3 separate regions of the Homo sapiens genome follow, and all the other regions are linked to region 2. Evidence: chromatin loops called from intact Hi-C (ENCODE). Cell type or tissue: PC-9. All regions are shown on one strand.

Region 1 (8,000 bases), 390 kb before region 2:
GTACTCTGAAGTCTGTTTAGGGATCATGCTCTATGACAACTTGGAAAAGAAGATGGTGTGTCTGTATATTTTTTTCTTTTGCCATTGAGATGTTTGACATATTTGGGTGCACAATAAGCAAACACAGATGTGATTGAAGCAAAATAACACAAGGAAGTAATGATGAAAAGCTGAAAATGAAAAGGCCATGCAGCGTATTTCACAAATGATTTGAACACCAGAGGTCAGACCATATCAATCCTATGGTTGTGCTCCCAAATGAATATCATATTACAGGAAATACACATTGGAGAAGAATTAAAAAGGTGCACAAGGTGGTAACCAAGATCTGAAAGTCTTGGTATGCAACAGGGTTAGTGACTGAGCTCCGTGGAAGGAAGAGCTGGTCGTACAGTGGTGTTCCTCATTCTGAGACTCAGAAGACCTGCAGTTCCATGGTTGGGAAAAAAGATAGATGCAAGACCAAAAATTCCAATGAACTACATCTGAAGCAATGCCATTACACATAAAGTAATTTGGGAAGTAGGCTCCTAAAGTCATCAGGAAATGCTCCACATATGCACATACTAACAGAGAATTGGGAAGAGGAAGTGACTGAGTACAAGAAGCAGCAAAGTTGGGAATGGGAAGAGAGAGCTCAGCTGTCTTGATTTCTCCAGAATGCCTTTTTAACATCTCAGACAGTGAAGTGGAGAATGCATACAGGGCTGTTACTAACGTCACCTACTCTTCACGGCAAATGAAAAATGTCACCACTTGGCAACTAAGAAAGCTGGCAAGTAAAATGGGGGAACAGAAAGTGATCAACAAGAAATTTACCATGAAACCAACAGAAAATGCCTGGTAACTTAGCAAAGACTTATTTTCCTAAGCTATGAAAATAATTTTTCTATGGTATAGCTAGGAGAATTGCCTAAAAGTCTTAGAAACGCCCGGTGATTTACTGACTGACCTCGTTACCTCCCCTCTGCTCCTGTCCTCTGCATAAATTGTCCTACTTATCAGATAATGTTTGGGGAACTCTTTCCAGCAGCTGTCTATTAGCTATCTTCAAAAATTCTCTCCTTAGGCCACAGAAGTGGGTACTGAGGCATTACTGCTCTAAATGATATTCCTTAATAGAAAACATTGTTTTTCTATTCATTCCTTCATTCGCTCATCACATATGCTATAAGTGCTCTCTGCACACCTCATGCCATGTTTAGAGGCAGATCTGGAAAAGATGACTCCACGTCTCCACTTTTGCACAATGGACTTTCTGATTATCTCAAGGAGAGGGAGTAGATGATGCTATAAATGAATATTCTAGGGTGCTCTAACCTCGTACACAGCTTCAGTGAATGCAAATTGTTATCGTAGTCTTAGTGGCTTTGTTTCTAAACTACCTCAGGCTGGCTGGTCACCATAACTTTGGTCCTGACAGATGGATACAGGACTAACTGCAGGGTTTCAAGTATATTCAGAGTATAAAGCCAAAAACAAAAAATGCAAGAAAAAAGCATCATCAATGTATGTTAGACAAATAGTAAAAATATTATGCCATTATTTTTTCTCATTCTAGTGGAATATTCAATTTCTTATTTTGTATTTGTAATTCTGTGTTCCTTCTTAAAACAAGCTCCTTCCCCTGTCCACAGCTGTATATGCTTTAGGCCCCACAAAACTTAAATTTGCCCTTGGTGGAGAGATGTGAATTCTTCTTTATATGTTCTGCTGTTATCTAGCTGTGACTACTAGGGTTGGTCAGCAAATTTATTTATTTATTTATGGTTGTTGTTACTATTATCATTTTTTAAAAGGGGAAAAAATCCTTGTTTCTTTATTTTAAATTTTTCCCTCTTATTTCCTGTCAACAAAAACCCCAAATATTTTCCCAGTAACAGAAACCAGAAATCTGGGAGTCAGTCTGGTCCCTTAACCTGTCAAAGCCAAACCAATGTATGATTCTTTTGATTTTGACTTCCATATCTCTCTCAATTTCATATCCTTTCCTTCATCCACCTCCACTCTTGTGACCACTGTACAAGTTACCATCACTCAAAACACTCCTAGGTTCTAAACAATCACAGTGAACTTGTAGGAGATACATTTTACAAACTTTCTGCAAAATGTTCCAATAATTTATACTAAGTATCTTCAGGTCATTTTGTTTTATTTTAAAAATCTTATTTCTTTCAATATTTATTTATTATTTTACCTCATGTTTCTTTTAAACTTACATAACTTTTAAACTTACATATTTTCAATGAATGGTATTGGTGAGTTTTAGAAAACGTTAAGCAGTGGAAATATACTTGTCATGGTAAAATTCATTCTAGTTAAGGGATCATTTACAAACCCTCCAGCCCTCCCTACTTCAGCTTGGTAGTGCATCTACTACAGCAGTTCAGCCTCAAAGGTCATCTGTGGGACTTCTATTGATGTTTGGCTCTGGAATTCCTTTTTATCTTTCATATATTTAAGCCCTGAGTTGCTACCTAATCTAAAATTCCCTCAAGTGGACATTGAGTTATCTATCTCCTTATAGTTCTCATTGGACCTAGTACTGAAACACTGGAAGTCCTTACTAAGTATTTGTGAATTTGTTCAATTTATTTGAATTATGAGATTTTGCACTGGTAACCATCCATCCATCCACCCATTTATCCATCCATCCATCCATTTAACAAACATTAATTAAATGCCTATCTGTGCCACTATGGATGCCTAGAGTGGGAACAAATGAAAGCTGGGCTGTTCTGGTGGAAGTGGGCTGGAGGACCTGGAGTCCGGCCTAGCTAACTTCCTCCCGGTAGCATTTGAAGCTTACATCTGTGGATAGGTGTGAGCCATGTGTGCCAGGCACTATCCCCACAACCTCACTCTGCCAGGTACTTCCTAGGCCATGTGCTGGCGATATAACAGTTAACACTATACAGTGCCTTCCCTCCAAAAGCTCACATTGTCATGGGCAAGACCAGGAGGTAATGAGACAAACCGTAATGACTTCGCCTAAAGAAGCTAAAGAAGTTACACAGTGGGGATATCTTTTGAGCTAGGTCTTGAAGAATGAGGGAACCATCCAGCAGGCATATAAAGTGGGGAAGCACTCCTAGGATAGGAATTGGCATCAGCAAGGGCATAGTGGTGTGCAAGCACATGCCAGTGAAGACAAGAGGGGGCTTCTGTGGCTCCAACATAGCACACATGGAGGTGGAGCAGAGGTGTCACAGCAATGGGATACTGTAGAGCTTTGTTGACTATCCTGAATGCAACCAGCAGCCACCATCGCTTTTAAATGGGGAGATGTGATCAGCCTTGCATTTCAAAGCTAATATAGAAAACACCTTGCTGGTTCTGAGCCTCCAGAGCAGGAATCCTATACCCAGATTCCAAAATGATTTGTCACTTGGTATATAACTGTGGATGTCTGCCAGATGACTCATAGAAGCCGCTATCACAGACCCATCCCTCTGATATTAATTGTACTTAATCTGAACTGTGAAACTCCAATAGTGTTGAGGAACGAGAAAGAAAACATGTTTGAAACATAACTCTCTTATTTTAAAAGTTTTCAAAGAAAGTAAGAATTCTGGACAAGGAACTACAATATTCACTGTCTTTCTCTAACTGTACATTTCTTCTAAACAATTTTCTGAGATTTCTCCATTGATTAAAGTTAGGACTTCACTGTGGGAACCCTAGAGTTTTAGACAAACATAGATTACGCTTTGGATAATGCTGTGCACAGTGAGATGGAATATGCCTACTTTTGTGTATCTAAAAATGATTAAGAAGTTCTGTCCTGAATGTGAAAGCCAGAATGAAATGATACACATTAGGCACAAAGCAAAGAAGTAAAGTACCACCTGGAGAGCAAAAAATATGGGTTTTGACATGGGCATATCTGTAGGTCTATCAAAAATATGATAAGGCAGAAAAAGCTGCTTGCATTAAGATCCATGTCTCTGAATTCTCCCAGAATCCAGGCACAGTCAAGTGTGGGGAGATTGGCACTTCCCTAGGGAGGTCTTCTAGGCAGAATGAGCAGAAACGTTAATCATTAACTCCAATGCAAACCCGTGTGTTAAGAGTTCATATTTGTAAATGTTTTTTGATCCTCAGTTAAGCTGTTTCATATACCAGCACTCCCTAGGTAACTCCAAAACTTTTTCTTTTTTTTTTTTTTCAGTTGAGACCTTGAGTGGGGGAGGAGGTTGTGTTTGGGGAGAGAGTTAGAGCTTCTCTGCACCTGGGAAAATGCTAATTCCTGTTTTTAAGAAAATAGGCTAAGAAAAGGCTCAAGGGAGTCTAGGACATCAAAGAACTCTTTTAAAACAACTTTTTTTGACGATTTAAATGAAAATGAGGCAGACATATATGGATTAAATTTCCCCTTAAAGCAGCCTGAGGTTTAAAGATTAAGGGGGAAAGAGATGGAGGTAAAATGTATTGGGGGTTTATTATCAGAGTTTCAACTACCCAGACTGAGTGCATTAACCCATGATGCGTCCATGTGCACTCCCATATGTGTGCTTGCATGCAGACGTGCGCACACGTGTGCCCCACGGCCGTGAGACAGTCCCTCCGTAGCTGATGATTTATGCAGCTTGCCAGAAGAGAAGTAGGCCACGCCAGCCTTGAAAGCACTTTAGTTTGGTTGTTTTTACTCATGAAGGACATGTTGTCCTGTAATTACTCTGTCATTTCTTAAGAGGTGAAATTCTTAACAGGTTTGTGCTTTATGTGTTGCTGTGAGTGTTCTTGTCAGAGCACATCTAACCACGTTGGAATCCCCATTCCATATGGCCTTTATGGGGAACAAAGAGAAACTGGACATTTTAACATGTATTAAAGCATCTAGGAGAAAAAAAGCATGAGTCAAGGAGGACATAGATAAGGTGCAGAAAAATTGCAAACAACGTTCCTGTTACCTCTTCAGGCTTCAAAATACCTATGAAATAAATACTTCGTCATTAACTTCTTTTTTGTTCCATTTCTCTCTCTGTCAACAAACAAGTATAACATTTTGTATCTGCATGTGATAACAAAATAGGGTAGGGTAAAAATAGCTAATGTTTAACTCAAAGGAAAAAATGAAAAACATACAACTCTAACTAATGTAAATGTTAAAGTTACATTTTAATACTTAAGAGAATGTAAAAGGAGAGATGCTGGAATTGATCAAGTTAGTTATTTGTTCTGTGTACTACTGATAAATGTTCCAAGGTTAGTGAATTAAAAAAAAAGAAAAGTTTGAGAGCCTCAAATAATTAAGAATTTTACTGTTTCAAAGATCAAATGCAATAGGAATGTAATTCATTTTTTTCTATACCAAAATTAATCCGTCAGTTTGAAAAGTCTAGCACTGTGAAATGTTATAGGGCATTTCTGAGCCAAGTCAGAACGAACATTTTAGCAGGCTTATCATCAGCTTAAGAATGATGTTCTAATTTCATAAATTGTAAAAAAAAGCCTTGCCTTCTTTAAGTCCATAGGAAAGTCAGATCAATAGGTGAAATGTCTGCTTTGTATGATTAAGAAAGCGGAAGTCTAACCTCGGTGTATGATATAGGCAATTACTTTCTAGTGAGTTCTCAAGGCTAGGTCTCCTCCTGAGGTTCTTAAACTGTAATCATCAAACATAGTTACTTTTCATTTGGACCCAGCCCATAGCAACACAGCCATTTATCATTCCATCAGCTACCTGCTCTCTGCTGGGGCATTTTAGTAATCAAGCTCTCTGTCTTGTCCCCTCACCTGCACACTAGTGCTCAGAAATCTCTGTTAACTTGAACTTTTGAAAACATAACGCATAATGATCATGGAAGTCAATGCTGAGATTCAGCCAGTGCACAATGGGTTACAGCCACCGTGCTTATGTTTGGAGTCTTTTCTGATGGTGGCATCATCTTTGTTACTCAGTGCTCATGAAAAATTGATTTTTACATATTTTGAATATTATCCTTGAATGGATGCATAGTGATTGCTATCCTAAATTCTTCAGGTCAATGTCACTTCTTCTCAATTAATGCTGTCACTGACTTAGTTAAGGGTCTTGTGATAGTTTGCCAAGGCTATTGCAAAAGGCCCTGATACACCATGAGGCCAGGAGCGTTTGCCATAGGATATAGGCCGGATGAGATATGTCTAGGTAGGCAAGACTGCCCAAGCCTCTGCTGTCATGATAGATTTAGAACCTTCAAGGAAAACAAAATACACACACACAGAAAGATTCAGAGAAGACAGAAACTAAGAAGGGAGTTTTGGTTCAAGAAAGATGGGCTAATGTCAGAGGAGAGATGATTCTGAAGTTGACAGTGTGTCTACTCAGGAAGTCTCCCAGCCAATCTTGTAGCCTTTTGCCTGAGTTTCAGGACAAAGTGAATGCAGGTGAAAATCAAAAATTAATTTCACCTCGATCTTGGCAGGACTTTGGAAGTGTAGCCCTTGGCAGCATTGACTTCAGTACTTTCTCTAGCCAGAAGAGGTATCCTTAGCAGACACCTCAGTTCCATCAAAACCTTGATGTATATGCCAGTGGGTGTCCGCAGAAGCAGCATCCCCCTAGGCTCCTTGACAGTAGGTTAGCAACAAAACAGCCTGTTTGGATATTGAGAGCCATGGTCATGGGATCCATGACCATAGAAAGCCAGTGTCCTAATACATCCATTTATTGATTCCAATCAATACTGAGTTCTTACGAACTAAGAATAAGGGATTAAGAATATAGTAATATAGCAAAACAACAATACCTGCCTTTTTGACCATTAACCACAGTAAAAAATACATTTTCTATCCCAATCCAGTACACATGCATATATGTGTACATATACCACCATGTATATTGAAACAATGCTAACCCTTGCCATGCATACTCTGATGTATTCTGTATTTACAGATATTTTCTATTATGCCATATTTTATTTAAAAAGATACAATGGTCAGTCCTGCTAAATTGATTTATGTATCATTAATGGTCTGTGACCCACGGTTTGAAAAACACTTCTCTAACAGGGACTGAAGCTGTTATATCCAATGTTTATTAAGCATTTACTACAGTGCTAGGCACTGTTCTAAGTATATTACATGTATTAACTTATTTAGTCCTCATAACTTAACCATGTTCACTCAGTAAGTGGAGGAAGCAGGATTTTCCAGACAGTCTTAAAATTCTACACACTTAACCAGGGAGGAAGGAAACAGTGAATATTACAGAATAACTAAAGGGACAAGACACCTTTAAAGACTCCCAGATCTAATTAGGAAACAAATTTAGGGCAGAGTTTTCTATGAACAATCAAGAAAATGATGCCTTACGAGTGTTATATGATGCTTTTGCCTTATAACAGTGCTATGGCTGGAAAACACAGGCGACACCCCACTCCATCCCTGCTTCTTCTAGAATTGAGTTCTTTCAATGCAAATTGATCTTTTCATCCTCCGACTTCAAAATCTTCAGTGAATCTCCAGTGCTCACTTGGAAAATTCCATTCGCCTTAGCATGGAGTGTGTATTCCTTTGTGCGCCACCCCTGACTACATATTTAGCCTCAATTTTCATCACTCCCCACAGGAATCTACATTGCAACCAGGCCTCGGTATCTGCTAAGCATAAACAAGCTATGGCCTTTCCTGTTTCTGTACTTCCGTATATGTGCTTGGTCTTTGTATACGTTCTTTCCCCCGCCTAGCATTCCCTTCTCATATTCTCCACTGGTTGCTTCCTACTCACTCTTCAAGAACTTGTTGACTTTTTGGTGAAGCTTTCTTTAGCTCCCTCCCTGGCACAATTAAGTGGTATCTCTTGCTGTTTTACAGCCCCTTATATAGACCTCTATTATCTCACGTATTACCTGACATTATCATGATGGTTTGCCTAATCAATTTTCTGAAAGCAGAGCTTATGCCATATCACCTTCTTGCTACTCAAGAGGAGGACTTGGGGATTTTCTTTTAAAACACTAATAAAAAATCCACACCATAGGGGAAAAAATATTGTTTTCATGCTCCTTATTGTTC
Region 2 (8,000 bases):
GCTGCTGCCTGATCAGTGGCCATGGCCAACAAGCACAGCCAAGACGCATTCTATTTTTCACTTGACTTTATTCACTTCTCCAATAGTGGTAAATCTACCCATATTAACTGTGGGAGCTTCACTTTACATACATTTATCTTCAGGATTTGGGTAAATGCTACATTTTCCTTTGGAGTTGCCTCATGCAGGAACCATAAGTGGCTGTGTCTCCCGGTCCCAAGATCTGGCTGATAAATGAAGATGGCAACTCCTTTTGTCTTTTAGGTTGATTATCCCTGATCCTTAAGATAAACTGACTCAATTATTATCATTGACTTTCAGCTCTTAACCACAAGCCACACAAGTCAATCTCAGACTCTGTATTGTGATCAGGTTCTCCTATTTAGTGGCACTTTATCTATCCAGGATTTGGTTCTGGAGAGATTTCTGTTACCAAAAGTGCTAGTTCCTATTTCAGGTCACCATTTGCTGTTTGGTCTATATTTGGCCAATAGCACAAAATCCTGTTTGAATAAATCTGGTGTATCTGCTGTATTTTTTCGTAAGATGTGTACCTGGATAGTTCTAATTTGTTATCTAGTCCTACTAGACATCTAAAAACATACCTCTGTCATTCAGCCCAGCAACCTTCTCTGCTGTGACTATGCTGATGAATAACAAGGAGGAGTCAGTGTCTCCTTCTGAAAGCCAGCATTTCTCTTCATCAAAGCCTGATCTCTATACTGTGCCCCATCTCCCCACTGCCACTCAGTCCCCGCCTAACAAATCCTCCCTTCAAATTCATAGCACTTAGACATCAACATGAATAAGCTCCATGTTCAAAGTCATCTTTACTTGTAACTAGTTTGTATTAAGCATAATGCCCTGAGTCAGGATGTCTTTTAATCATATAAAGACTGAGAACTTAGTCTCAAGGAACTTAAACTTAAAAACAACAATAACAACAACAAAAAAAAAACCAGCTTAGATATGAAGATGTTGATTTCAAGCACATGAAACATAATGTAAGTATTAAAACAAAACATATAGTTCCATCTTTAAACATGTCTTCAGGTTGGTTTTGACATAAAATTCCCATTGCTTTTCTGAGCTTGCCTCAAAATAATTCTGTTTTCTCCGAAAACTCCATACAAGGAAAGATTAGTGTTCGTCTGAGCTCTTGAACTCTTCTGATTCAAGCTTAAGCAGACTGGCATTGTGTATACTATGCATATAAAGTTGTAAGTGTGACAATTCCTTAAAAACTGAATTCAAAAAGAAAGTATGTGAATGAGCCTAGTATAATGGCTAGCAAATAACAATAATAAGCACTCAATACCTCTGAAAGAACAATTCAAATCATTTTGTCATAAATTATGATTTACATTTTTTTCTATAAATGACTATATAAGAGAGAATGAGGTTTTTTCCCTGTACTAACTATGGGAACTCTAGCTCTAAAAAAAAAAAAAAAATTGGAAAATAGGCAGGGATACTTACATACGTATTTCAAGATAAAAACAGAAAAAGTATAGGTGAATCCTACAACAGCCTGTAACTGGGAAACCTATTATCCAAAATTTTTTCCAAGTTTCTGTTGCATTAAGATACCTATTTTCATGAGGTTAAAAAAAAAAATTATTAAGGGACCGGCGCAGTGGTTCACACCTGTAACCTCAACACTTTAGGAGGTCGAGGCGGATGGATAACTTGAGGCCTGGAGTTTGAGACCAGCCTGGCCAACATGCCAAAATCCCATCTCTACTAAAAATTTAAAAAAAAAAAAAATTAGCCGGGCATAGTGGTACATGCCTGTAATCCCAGCCACTCAGGAGGCTGAGATGGGAGGATTGCTGAGCCCATGAGGTCCAGGCTGCAGTGAGCCGTGATGGCACCACTACACCCCAGCCTGGGTGACAGAGTGAGACTCTGTCTCAGAAAAAGAAAAAAAGTCCAAATCACCTTAAAAAACAAAACTGTCAGAAAAGAAAAAATGTAGTTAAGAAATGTGGTTATTCACACAGTTCTTCTCTGGTAGCCATCTTGTTTTCTACCCCAATATATAAGGTCAATAATTCTAAAACAATAAAGAGGGGATGGGGAAACTCCTTACTAACGAAACACTTTAAACGAGCTCCCTAAATACTTTTAACTAGCATTTAATTTATTTTTAATCAGCTGCTTATCATTTATTAAATAAATTCCAAAGGCCCCAGGATTCCACAGCCCTTAGATAGGCTAATCTCCCATTGGGAAGCAACACGTATTAAATAGTTGCTAAACCTTGGTAAATACACTTTTAATAATTAATTCTAGAAGTATTTAACTTGCAGTTATATACCGGATATTTCAGCAATATTGTAATCCATGGGATATTGCCGAGGGATTTCTCAGATTAACACATTTGGGTCCCTGAGTCCCATCTGTATACCTCTATCTGAATTAACAGCAGGTGATTCAACACATGGCTACCAGCTCTGTGTCTGAGTGACCAATGATTTTATTACCATATCAGTGAGATCAAATCAGTGAAATGCATCAGCTGAGGAAATGCTTTGTAAGGGATGAGACAGACGGTGGCTTACAAGTCAACCCGGGTTTTCAAAAATGATAACTACTGAAAAGAAAAATTACTTTTCCTGTTGAGATGTGTAAATATTATGTAGATATTCTAACTCAATCTCTATGATGGATGGCGCTCAATTTTAAACATATTTCAGTAATGCCTTAATTTAATAGAATGGGAGATACACAAGATGTTGAAGGATCAAGGTGAGAATAAATTTTCTTGCACAGATGGTTTAGTCTTGTTCTAAAAATCCATGGGATTCTTATACTTTCCTCTCCATGAAAAAAAAAAAAGGCTTTGCTTTCTTTCCTTTAAAAAGATGTTTTGAGTAACCACTTTGTTAAATTCTGTATATCCAGTCCCATTCCTACTAGCCTTGTGTAACATAACTATAGTTCCTCCCCCCACCAATGTGGAGTAAATTGTTAACACTGAAGTCAGTAGCGACCTTTGTCTTGAGCGGAGCAGTTCACTTCCCCACCCAGGCTGACAGAGACTGCAGATTGACCAGCAGATGGTGCTACAGAGCAGGCAGCAGCCCAGGGCCTAACATCCTGGAGCTCAAGGACTGCATCAAAGACTCTCAAAAGGATCTTTAGTCTTCTGGCTAGTCAGTTATCTCATCGAGTAAGGAACTTGCCATTTCCTGTCTTTTCTCTGCTCCATTCTTTTTCCTCCCTCGTTTCATAAATGTATTTCTTGTACTCTTAAAAACAGCGTGGCCTGTCCATAGCATGACCCTTGAGCTCTTTCCTTCAGGGCACCATGAGATACCTGAATAAACATGGATGGTGACGAAGGCCCTTTCACTCAAAAAGAAGTATACCTTTCCTGCACCAGCTAACACGAAAGCACACACCACGATGATGTTTTAGTAGTGATAAAAATCAAACATTTTCTGGAGCCATTATACTCTAAAATGTTAATGAAGTTTACTTTTTAAAATGTGATCGATAGATGGGGGAAAGTGCCCATAAATTACTAAAGGCAAAAAACATTCTATTAGCATGCAGTGGGTTTCGCAATGTTCGTTGGTCTGTGTTTTACTGGGGGGAAAATTTTTAATCTGCTGAAAGCGTGAGTTCTGTTTTTGTTTTTGTTGTTGTTGTTGTTTTAAAATACCTGTCTTTGTCTTTCATGGTACAAGAGGGATATTTTTAACATGACTCATTTAGGAAATGTAATTCTAATGCAGTATAGCTATAGGTTTCAATTAACGTTCTACCTTTCTGACAGTCTTTACATTACATGTTTTATGAAATCATTAACTATTGTCATGTTTCTATTATGATACTATTAGGAAATAAAGAGACTTATGTAAATGGAGATGTAAAAGAAATGTATGACAGTTACTCCGAGCAACATCTGTGCACTATCATACATGCTCACACTAATTTTCTAAAGATTGTTCCATTCATTATAGAGCATTGTTAGTTGCAGTGGCACAACCCTTATTTCCATGCATTTAGGGAATGAAGCAGAGAGTGGGTAAATGAGAGCCTAATCAATACCACTTTTCATTTTGCATCTAATGTGCTGCCTTTCCCTTTCTTTTCCTCATGCACAAATCCAAAAAAGATCCTGACGTTACAGTCATAAAATGTAATTCTTCTGCAGAAACACAGACAATAATGCTTTCTGTATTCAGGCGTATTGCATATTCTAATGGCATTTGGCTAAATTGAGTATGGATTTAACATCAAAGGCTTCATGAATTTTTCAAATGAGATATTAAAGTCAATATTTCAAGTGAAAGATATTTCAATTTAGTTGCATACACAACAATAAAAAACTTCTACAAGGTAGAGGTACTAGTGGCTGTAGCAGTATTAATTCATTCAAGAAATTATTAGTTTATAAGAAAATCAAACACAAGGTTGTGATATGGCAAAGACTGAATAAATTAGACTAACCGATATGCACCAGTGTACTTTATCTCTTGCAGGCTGAAACAGTACACTTGCCACTGGCATGTTCAGGGCTCCTGGCTGATTTTTTTCTAAACTCTGTTGATTAGCATGAAGATTTGCATTGCCATTTCATAAATCTCCTTATTTTCATTTGTACAAGTGGAAGACTTAGGATACGTGAAAAAAGAGCCATTTTTAACCTTGCACTTAAGTGGATCTTACTTCAAGGTGTCAATACCTAAAGTGGGTCTCCACAATGATGCTAAATGTTGCCTTTCGGGCAGGTTAGAGGATGCTCAGTTTCGGTGTGTGGGAAGGTGCTGTGGCTTGCTGACAGCCATCCACATCATGGCAGATAGCTGAGATTCTGAAACAATACATGTAAGTTTGGATTTCTAGAACACCTCTCCACTGAAGAACTCAAAGCTGATTCACACTCATTGTCTCATCCATCTATCCAAATGCCCAATGAGAAGCAGAATGACAAAGGGTGTTTTCATCCTTATTTCACAGATAACAGACAAACAGAAGGCACAAAACCCAAAAATGACTTGCTTTCCTGCTGGCCTGTGACCCTTTGAGGAAGGCCCCTATAAAAAGGGAGGCACTAAAACTGGAACTAGAACTGCCTCTTCTGCTTTCCAGTCCAGTCTTAAACACTGAACTGATGCCCCTTTTTTTCATCCATGATGACAACAGGTTGGTCTGTTTGGGTTTGTATTAGCTTTTTGGCTTTGCTCTGTAGACATATAGAAAGACATTAGCCTGAATTTTCTGCAGAATAGTCCTCATCTTACTTCTTTGTTTTGACTATTGCAACATAACAGTGCCTTTTATCCAGTATTTTCAAGCCCTGATCAGTTTAATCATGGATTAACCCACAACCTCAGATAGACAATCTATTAATTCACAAATACTTTATGTAATAAACAGTAAAACAACTCACATATGTACCCGCCAACGTGGAAGCAATGACCACTTCTGGACAATAACATGCCGCCTACCCAGCTAACCTGTAGGCAGAAACCCTCACCTATAGTTCATAGCTAAGCCAGACACTGAACAATGCAAACGCACTCAGCTCTGCGTCGTGCCTATTAACTCGTCTGCTACCAGTGCATTATTTAAACCAGTGTCATTGTCAGAATCCCTCACTTTACTGAGGCTCTTAAAAGAAACGGCATTTTAAAGGCCCAACAACCCTGAAATACATGAAGATTTCACACAATTGGAAGGACGATTGCCCATCTTTAAAATAGGAGAAATCCTAATTTCATAAATACTCTGTAATGAGGAAGATGCACGCACACACCAAATGTTTTTTCTTTAACGAGAGAAAAATATTAGACTCGTTACTTCTTGGAATTTCAAAGGATGTGAAGTCCCCTGAGAGGGTGTTTTTCATTGACCCATCACACACGTACGCACAAAATACTCACTTCACCTGGTTACGTTAATAGCAACTCCAATGGCAGGACTTATTTTGCAACTGGATTGCGAGAAGATATTTTTCAGTATATCCATACCCACCCCGAAGAACAACAACAAAAAGCCTCCAGAACTGAAAATTGTTTCTTTGCTTCATTACATCTAAATGATCAGACTCATTCCAGTCTCAATTCTCAAACTTCCCTCCCTCTTTTTATTCCTCTTTCTTTTTAAGGGACCCTATTATAGGGAGGAAAAGCAAAATGGAACAAAGCTACAATTCAATGCTCATTTTAAGGTTTTCAGTTATAACAGTGCTCCTGGGCACGACTATTATATATTGGCTTCTTTGGGAACTGTTGATCTTTTGAGGTTTATCATTTCTTTATATAAACTGTAAAAGGGAGCTTTGTGAAGAACAAGACTTTGTCTCTAACTAAGGTCTATATTAAAACTCAGCCCAGGCCATGACTGGAAATGGAGCTTGTGGACTAAAACTATTCCCTCACTGGCCCCTGCCCACATCATAAAACCAGTAAGCTATTTGGCATAGAAGAAAAGAGATGGGAAAGCGTGAGAACTAAAAGCCGGCCGACCACGTACCTAAGAGCCATGAATATAAACACAGAAGGAAGGGTTAGCTAAGCTCTAGAAGGCGGCAAGGGGAACATCAGAGGTTTATGTGATATTCAGCGTTCATATTCCTAAAAGAAAGTGCACATTTTAAAATTTTCACTGCACATCTGTGCATTGCTACATTTTTAAGGGCCTGCTAGGACTGGAATTACAGGAGATTTGAAGCTCACGACCGAGTAGCTCTGGCAAAGCTGCATGGGGGAGGAAGGCTACTGAAAATCATGGGGGGAAAGGTAGAGCCTCTGCCAAAGAGGAGCATTAAAAAAGGGTTCTAGCCGAGGAAACTGTCAGCTTTATATATGGGAACTGGAAATGGAAAAATTGGTAGTGCCATTGAACCTGAACAGCAGCTGTGAAATCAGAATTTACTCCCTAATCTGAATTAACTAATCAAAACCAGGTCACTCCTCTTCCTTCTCTCCACTACCCACCGCATCGCCCCTGGGTTATTTTTCATGACCAATCGCATTCTGCAGCAAAATAAATAAAGAGCAACAAAAACAGAAATAGTAAAGGTCAATGTGTCCCCACAAGACCCAATGCACTTGAGATTTATCAATGGAGCAAAGAACATAGATTTTTCACCTTTTGTCTTTTCATCTTTGTGGTACATACACTCAGTAAAAAAGAGGAAGGTTACATCCTCACCATCAATGTACTCAAATAGAAGCCAAGAATGATCTTTAAACGATGACTGCTGAAATCTAAGCACCAAAGAAAGCTAAAAGGTAAGGACTACATAAAGCAAAACAACCACTGTGCTAGTAATTTTTTTAAATTCAGATTCTCAGCTAATTTTATACACAAGCACTTTTTGATCAAGCAGAAGCATTTAATAAAATTGTACTGGTCAATTATCCAAATACATTAAAGGGTGTACACTAGCCAAAGCACAATTTGAAGCTCTTATTAACTCGTGATTATCTTCACTGATCCACATTACCATTCAGTTGCAGATGTTACTGACATTAAGATGTATGATGCAGAGGCTGGAGAAAGAGCCCATTTAAGACAGGTGAATACTTAATAGTAATTCAACATACGCGGCACAAAATGTCTTTCACACGAGTTCAAGGATTTTCCCTTTTTTCTCCTTGCAATTTTATATGAATGTTTATAAATAACATGAGAAATGAAACTTCATTTGGTAGCCATTTGATAGCTCAGCTTTAATGGCCATTTAAAACTTTGCAATATATCATTTTAGGCTTCTTTCTCATCTGGCTTTATTTTTATTTATTTATTTATTTATTTATTATTTATTTTTATCTTCATCTCTAAATCATTATCAAAGCCTCATATTTTAAGTATGCAGATAAAATTTATCTGACATGGAGCAGTTGTTTATCTTTCAGTTTTAGTAACCCCATAGCTGAAACTGTAATAGTTAACTGACTGCCCACTGGATGCAGAGCAGACCCCCCCCTTTTTTTTTTTTTTGACATGGAGTCTTGGTCTGTCACCCAGGCTAGAGTGCA
Region 3 (8,000 bases), 700 kb after region 2:
TAGGCTAGTATGACCCAAGCTCCTTCTATCTTTTTGATAAGTTATCCTTACTATGGCTTGCATTTTGTAGCACGGGACAGCTGTTGGTAATTTCCTTTATCATGTCTGCATTCTAGCCATCGGGAAGGAAAAAAAGTAAGGATACATCTTTTCTTATGACATAAACTAGAGTTGTACACATCTCTTCTAATACTTACAAACCCACTGGTCAGAACTTAACCACATGGCGTACCTAGCTACAAGGGAAACTGGGAAATAGGGTCTAGGTGAGCAGCCACATACATGCCCATGTAAAACTCAGGGACTCTTACTAATGAAAGAATGGGGAAATGGATGTTGGCAAATAACCAGCAGTCTCAGCTGTAAGAAATAATAGGATGGGGGAGAGGAGAAGTGAGAAAGAATGTCCAGAAAAATCAGGGTACTCTGCCTCATATTCTGAAGGGAATCGCAAACAAAGACAAATTAAACAGACATTTATCCTCTTTACTATGCAAGCAACTGGAAATCCAACCAAAGGTATTTCATAGCGCAATGTGAAAACCAGAAGGGCTTATCGTGCAGGGGAAATTGCAACACACCAAAAGCAGCCAGGAAGTAAATACTGAGGAGGGTCTGATTTTCTAGCCTGACCTAGACTCTTAAGAGTGTTTTTGCTTCTTATTTCTTATTGCAATTTAATAAAGGAATTTAAAATTTTGTTTTATTTTTTGGAGGTGGGGTCTTGATCTGTCACCCAGGCTAGAGTGCAGTGACACAATCATATCACTGCAGCCTCAAACTCCTGGGCTCAAACAATTCTCCCTAGCTACTTGGGGGAACTAATTCCCCCAAGTAGCTAGGACTATAGGCTTGCGCCACCACACACAGCTAATTAAATTTTTTTTTTTTTTTTTTTTTTTTTTTTACAGACACCGTCTCACTACATTGCCTAGGCTGGTCTTGAACTCCTGGCCCCAAGTGATCCTCCCGCCTCAGCCTCCTGAGTTATCAGGATTACGGCACAAGCCCCTGGCTCCTCAGAAAGGAATTTTTAAAAACAGGAACATGAAGAGGAATTTCCCAGAATTTCAATTCTTTCTGCTGTCTTCCTGGAAACTAATCTTAATCACTGTGGCATACAACCTGTAGTAGAGAATTCAGAAGTAGAAGTCTCAGAATAAACCCAAATTACTTGTCTTCACAGGCTCATTTAGTTTACAAACTACGTATGTTGTTAAATGTGCTGGTAAGTCTAAAAGTTCAAGAATCTGAACGTATTATTATTCAACGTGGACAAACTCTAAACATCAAATATTTTTACATTTAAAGTAAAAAAAAAAAATCCAAGGTACTTTGGAAAACTATTTTAAGTCAACATGCTGTAAACAGTCTAATGTTGATGATGAAATGTATCATTAGCTTCCACACTTTCTGTGGTCATATAATCCTTTCTACCATTCCTTCTCATGACATGTCAAATAATCCTAATTTTTAGTCTAGGGTCACTATACATTCTTACTGAAATTTTGCATTAGACAATTTTGAAGAGAATGCTGACCAAGAGATACTTTATAAAGAAATACTATTAATAATACAGCAAGTCTCTAAATCACCAGTCTCTAAATCACAGTTTATGTTGCCATAAATTGAGTAGGAACTCAACATGAATTATCTCCTAGAAACAAAGCATATCACAGTTTATTTCCCAGACCAGCCCATAAAAGCCTACTTTGCCCCTGATGTTTAGACCGTAAAGAAAACTGTTCAAGGTGATAGTGGAAAATAGTGAGGAAAATACATTGTAAGCTCCATCCCTGGATATCTTATTACATTTCAATTTTCCTCAAATACAAGTAGGTCGATAGGAGCAGCAGCATCTAAGATGAGGAGCTGATGCACTGGTTGAAGGTGTATCCTAAATTTGGCCACAATAAATTTGGCCACTCACTCACTACTACTGTTTAGGCTTCTATCCTATGGCATAGGTTTCTTTTTCTCTTTACTTGGAATCATTTTCTCTCCATAAATCCTTACTCATTCTTAAAAACTATGCTTCACTCGAAATTCAACAGTACTATCTTCAGGATGTCACCATACTCGGAAGATCTGTAATGTAGCTTTTACCGCGGATACTGTATTAAGTTACCCTACTCTCTTTCATACACTATCCAAAGAGTTGCTCCAGGGTTTGCTTACAGCATTCTCATCTTTCTATCACTCTCAGTGACCAACCAGCACAGTGCTTAACTGAGACATATGGTAAAAAAAGGTTTTTAAGTCCCATAGACCTGGATTTATGTGGCTCTGTCACTCAGAAGATGGGAATCTTGAGCTAGTTACCTAAGCACTCTGAGTCTCAGTTTCCCCTTCTGTAAAATGGAAACAAACCAGCTCAAAGGGCAGTCTGCTACTCAAGCAGTTAATGAGTAATTTTTTGATGTTTAAGAGAAAAACTGCACCCAAATTAAAAGCTGTATTAGGCAAGAAGGCTGTGTCTAACGGCTTACAAGGGATGCCAAAGAAATAACTTGTAAGTGAATACAAATACGTTTATTTTAAAAACTTAACTTGGCCATATTAAATGAAACCTGATTTTTTCCTTTAGGAAACACTGTTAATGCTAACTGAAAGAGGGTAACCCAATAATCTTTAACATACTATAATTGGAGCATTAAATATACCAGACCCACAGCAATCACTCAAAGATATGTTGCAACTGACATGCTATGAAATGTGGCATCTCACACTTAGAATCACCCTCTTTTTCTACAAGGTTAAAAAAAAACAAGGGGGAAGCCGAACACAGTGCTCATGCCTGTTCTAGCACTGTGGAGTCTGGAGCAGGAGGATTGCTTGAGCCCAGGAGTTCGAGATCAGCCTGGGCAACACAGGGAGATGCTGTCTCTACAAATATTAATAATTTTTTAAAAAATTAGCTGAGGGTGGTGGTTTGAGCCCGTGGCGACAGCTACTTGGGAAACTGAGGCAGGAGGCTACCTGAGCCTGAGAGGTCAAGGTTGCGGTGAGCCATAATCATGCCACTAGCCTGGGCAACAGAGCGAGACCCTGTCTCAAAAAAAAGCACTTGTATCTCCACAATATGTATCAGTGAAATCTTATACTAAAATTACACTATATATTTTATACATTATTTCATCTGACTCAGCAATTCTGAGATGTATCTGTCTTTCATGGGTGAGGAAAAAAGATTTTACAGATGAAACAAATTAAGCTTGAACAAAGTATGTAACTATAGTTACACAGCTTACTAATTAGTAAAGCCAACCCTCAATTCTAGAGACACTGACTTCTAGCTATACTAGGAGCAATGGAGACACACAATTATAAAATATATGCCCCAAAGGAGTTTGCAGTGTAGGTGTGAAGACATGGAAAATATGAAGATAAAAAATCTAAACGTACAGAAAATCCAAAAGAATGTGGTAAATTATAAAGTAGTACAGATTTGTGTTCCTCAATATGTTACCAATGTATGACCTACATTAGAATTTCTGGGAATGGAGCCTAGAATCTTTTTAAGCACATTCCCCAGCTGACTCTTAATGCCCATTTATATATTCATATTTCAGATTCGCTGGTATAAACAATATGCAGAATGAGTTTAGTAGAAGGGAGAGGTCAAATGGACTCATTTCTCTCTTTCAAATATACCTAAGCTATTTTCCAGTATTTTCCTTACGTTGCTTTTACATACAATCAAATAATTTAGATTTAAATGGTACACAAAAAAGTGGCTTTAACTAGAAATACTACTACTAGTTTCAAACAACTCCTCATTGTGAAATAATTTATAAAGTCATGATAGACCAATTTTATGTTTTAATAGCAATTATGGCAGGTTACTAAGCTAATACTTTACTGATTATAAAAATCAATTTATGGGCAATGTACAAGGTCAAATTCATGAACTGATTATCTAAATACAATAATACTGCCACCTAGTGTTCAACTTTTAAAACGACATAATCATACAATTGGAATTTGGGAAAAAACCCCCACAAAAGAGTGCTGTTAGAACAAACAGTTTCGGCCGGACACAGTGGCTCATGCCTGTAATCCCAGCATTCTGGGAAGCCGAGGCACGTGTATCACTTGAGGTAAGGAGTTTGAGAACAGCCTGGCCTATATGGCGAAACCCTATCTCTACTAAAAATACAAAAATTAGTTGGGCATGGTGGTGGTCACCTGTAATCCCACTACTCAGAAGGCTGAGGAAGGAGAATCACTGGAACCCGGGAGGCAGAGGTTGCAGTGAGCCAAGATAAAGCCACTGCACTCCTGCCTGGGCGACAGAGCGAGACTCGGTCTCAAAAACAAAACAAACAAACAAGCAAAGACAACTAACAGTTTCACAGTAGGAACAACAAAACTTTAAGAATTGGCCCAGGTTGGGCGTGGACATTTTGGGAGGCCAAGGCGGGTAGACTGCTTAAGGCCAGACGTTCAAGACCAGCATGGGCAACACAGCTAAACCTCGTCTCTACAAAAAAATACAAAAATTAGCCAGGTGTGGTGCTGTGTGCCTGTAGTCCCAGCTACTCAGGAGGCTAAGGTGAGAGGATCGCTTGAACGAACCAGGGAGGTGGAAGTTGCAGTGAGTCGAGATGATTTCAGTGCACTCCAGCCTGGGGAACAGGGTGAGACCCTGTCTCAAAAATAAAAAAATAAAAAATTGGTTGTTTTAGAGTCACTACCAGTATCTCAAGGATCACTGATGAAATGGGCAGCTAATACCAAATCATAACACTTCATATGTTTCAAATAAAAATCTTGTAATTCAAATAAAAGAGAACCAATTAAACAACTATCACATGTTGAATAGCATTAACTATAGCTACAAAAATTGGAAACAAGTTTTAAGAGACACTAAATAATACATAGCTATTTAAATACTGGGGAAAAGCATTATCAAAGGACAGTAAATGTGTGACAATTTGTATTTTCCAAAGATGGCAACAATATCTCCCATCCACATGTTCTTCTGCAATGTGACCTCGTCAGTATCAAGTTTAGGTACAGCCTATTTCCCCATTCCCTTCAACTCAGGTGGGTCCTATCATGGCTCTGACGAATACAATACTGAAGTGATCCTGTGCCAGTTCTAGGCATAACCCTTACCTACCCATGTCTAGCTTCCACTTTCTCAGAACACTTGCTCTTGAGGTATTTCTCTTAGAAGCCAACTACCACGTAGTATAAAATATGACTACTGTAAGACAACTATGGAGAAGCCCTGGAGGATGACAGATCCATGTGCGGAGGTCAAGGAGCACGGAGGAACCAGAAATGCAAGTGAAGAAGTTATCATAGAAGCAGATCTTACAGGCCCAGCCGGTGCCAACTGCCCAGATAAATCCTTCCCAAATTACTGACTCATAAAATCATGAGCAAGATAAAATGGTTGTTGTAAGCCACTAAGTTTTGAGGTAGTTTGTAATGTAACTGTAAATGAAACAAAAATTGGTTCCTGAAGTATTATGTTGCTTTAAGAAAAATAAACACTTGCCTCTTGTTTTCAGATTGGTGGTGGGTGGGCCTCAAGAAGAAGGAGGTTTGACAGACAATGAGATAAATGTTATTAGAGGCAGGAAAAAAGGTATAAAGTATAAGATATAAGCTTATAAGATAAATATACTTTTGGTATTATGAATTATTTCATTAAAAAAGGTGATAGTGGCCAGGTATGGTGGCTCGTGCCTGTAATCCCAGCACTTTGGGAAGCCGAGGTGGGCAGACCACCTGAGGTTAGGAGTTCGATACCAGCCCAGCCGACATGGTGAAACCCCGTCTCTACTAAAAATACAAAAAATTAGCCAGGTGCGGTGGTGGGTGCCTGTAGTCCCAGCTACTCAGGCAGGAGGCTGAGGCACGAGAATCGCTTGTACCTGGGAGGTGGAGGTTGCAGTGAGCCGAGATAGCACCACTGCACTCCAGACTGGGCAACAGAGTGAGATTCCATCTTAAAAAAAAAAAAAAAAGTAATAGTAATGGGCTCTCTTAGTTGCTAACACAGATGAGAGGGTGACATATGGCTCTGATTATGCAAGTTGGGCCGTATCTATGCTTAAGTTTGCTATTAAGAGGAATTAGTGACAATGGGTTGTCCTAATTTTCAAGCACAAATTAAACGTTAATTAAATATAAGACTGTCCAGCTGGGCGCAGTGCCTCACACCTGTAATCCCAGCACTTTGGGAGGTCGAGGCGGGTGGATCACCTGAGGTCAGGAGTTTGAGACCAGCCTGGGCAACATGGTGAAACCCCGTCTCTACTAAAAATACAAAAAAATTAGCCGGGCGGGGTGGCATGTGCCTGTAAATCCCTGCTACTCCGGAGGCTGAAGCAGGAGAATTGCCTGAACCCGGGAGGTGGAGGTTGTAGTGAGCAGAGATTGTGCCACTGCACTCCAGCCTGGGCGACAGAGCAAGACTCCTCCATCTCAAAAAAATAAAAAAGAAAAAGAAAAAGAAAAGAAAAATGGGACTGTCCAAAAACAATTCTGAAAATGTTTACTGAATTAATATGGTTTAATCTAAAAAGTTTCAGACAATGTAAAAAATTTTATGGCAAGCATAATCAATCATGTATACCAAGATAATTTATTAGGAAACACTTGATGTCTGGATTCAAATTCCCATGAAAAACAGTAATTTAAATAAGAAAAAAGTCACAAATGTTGTCCCTTAGTGGGTTGTAGAATATTTGCCCACCTTGATTTCTTCCCCATTTTCTTAGTGTAAGAGGTAAAGGCTGAACTGAGCTGGCAATGAAGAGCAGATGCCTTTAAACCAGCGAGCTGATGCAAATTCAATTACATATACAGTCACATGTTGCATAACATTTTGGCTTAGAATGGACTATATACACAATGGTGGTCCCTTAAGATTATAATACTGTCTTTTCATTGTACCTTTTCTATGTTTCGATATATAAATACTGGAGGCACTGACTCCAGAGAGCTGAACACATTCACATATATGGCAGGGTCTGTATGCACCCTGACAACTCACAGAACAATGGGATGAAAGGATACTTTCTCCCACTTTTCATAGGTAAACTGGATAAGTTAATGTACCTGAGTACCTACAAAAATGTAGTAAGTGGGGCCTGGCGCAGTGGCTCACACCTGTAATCCCAGTACTTTGGGAGGCCGAGGCTGGGGGTATCTCTTTGAAGCTAGGAGTTTGAGACCAGCCCGGCCAACATGGGGAAACCCCGTCTTTCCTAAAATAACAAAAATTAGCTGGGAGTGGCAGTGCATACTTTTAACCCCAGCTACTCGAGTGGCTGAGGCATGAGAATCACTTGAACCTGGGAGGTGGAGGTTACAGTAAGCCGAGATCATGCCACTGCACTCCGGCCTGGGTGACAGAGCGAGATGCTGTCTCAAAAAAAAAAAAAAAAAAAGAACTAGTAAGTGAAGGTACAATTGGTCAGACATGCCCCACAAAGCCTACATTGAACAGGATGTTAAAAACACCACATACTAGAATATGAGTTTGGCCAGAAGCTCCAAAAGCCAGAATAAATACATGCTAGGTATGTATTTAAAAAAAAAAAAAAAAAAAAGATACATACTTACCTCTGAGTTAAAACTGCCTACAGTACTCAGTACAATACCACTGTACAGGTTTGTAGCCCAGAAGCAATAGGCTATACTATGTAGCCTAGGTGTGTTGTAGACTATACCATCTAGGTTTTATTAAGTACCATCTATGATGTTCATATGATGAAATCACCTAACGATGCATTTCTCAGAACATACCCTCATCAAGTGACATATGATTTTAATGCAATCTAAATGTACTATTGATATATGACATTAATATATACAGGTGTTTATGTCATATATTGATTTATATTCATGCAGTGTCATGTTCAATTTAGGTATTTCCAACTTAATTTGCTTGATGATAGTCTCAGCAAAACAGAACTTTGCTCCTAGACTCTTCTACACCTGCCCTTGTTTGGTAATGGAATGGATTCTTCGCTTACAAG

Evidence for each region. Hi-C counts contacts between places; a loop is a spot of excess contacts. Peaks named below come from ENCODE experiments on the same cell type or tissue, not always from the same donor. Only the 100,000 strongest peaks of a DNase experiment are listed, where the experiment ranks them.
Region 1: it touches region 2 in a loop (2.6-fold over the local background); 3 of 110 quality-filtered maps call a loop at or near these places.
Region 3: it touches region 2 in a loop (6-fold over the local background); 9 of 110 quality-filtered maps call a loop at or near these places.

Annotation. Positions count from the first base shown.
Region 1 is chr1:87,792,067-87,800,066 of GRCh38, forward strand. No RefSeq gene overlaps it. Among named protein-coding and RNA genes, the nearest start is that of LINC01773, 110 kb to the right of the region's middle. In PC-9, no CTCF peak of the experiment used is centred here; a DNase peak (open chromatin) is centred at 3,395; H3K27ac peaks cover 1,088 bases.
Region 2 is chr1:88,177,644-88,185,643 of GRCh38, forward strand. No RefSeq gene overlaps it. Among named protein-coding and RNA genes, the nearest start is that of LINC01773, 280 kb to the left of the region's middle. RefSeq lists a silencer at 2,984-3,033. In PC-9, a CTCF peak has its summit at 3,051 (motif pointing right); a DNase peak (open chromatin) is centred at 3,053.
Region 3 is chr1:88,873,619-88,881,618 of GRCh38, forward strand. The region is part of intron 2 of GTF2B (general transcription factor IIB); the gene reads right to left. Among named protein-coding and RNA genes, the nearest start is that of GTF2B, 14 kb to the right of the region's middle. In PC-9, CTCF peaks have their summits at 3,910 (motif pointing left) and 4,113; DNase peaks (open chromatin) are centred at 3,933 and 5,353; H3K27ac peaks cover 1,519 bases.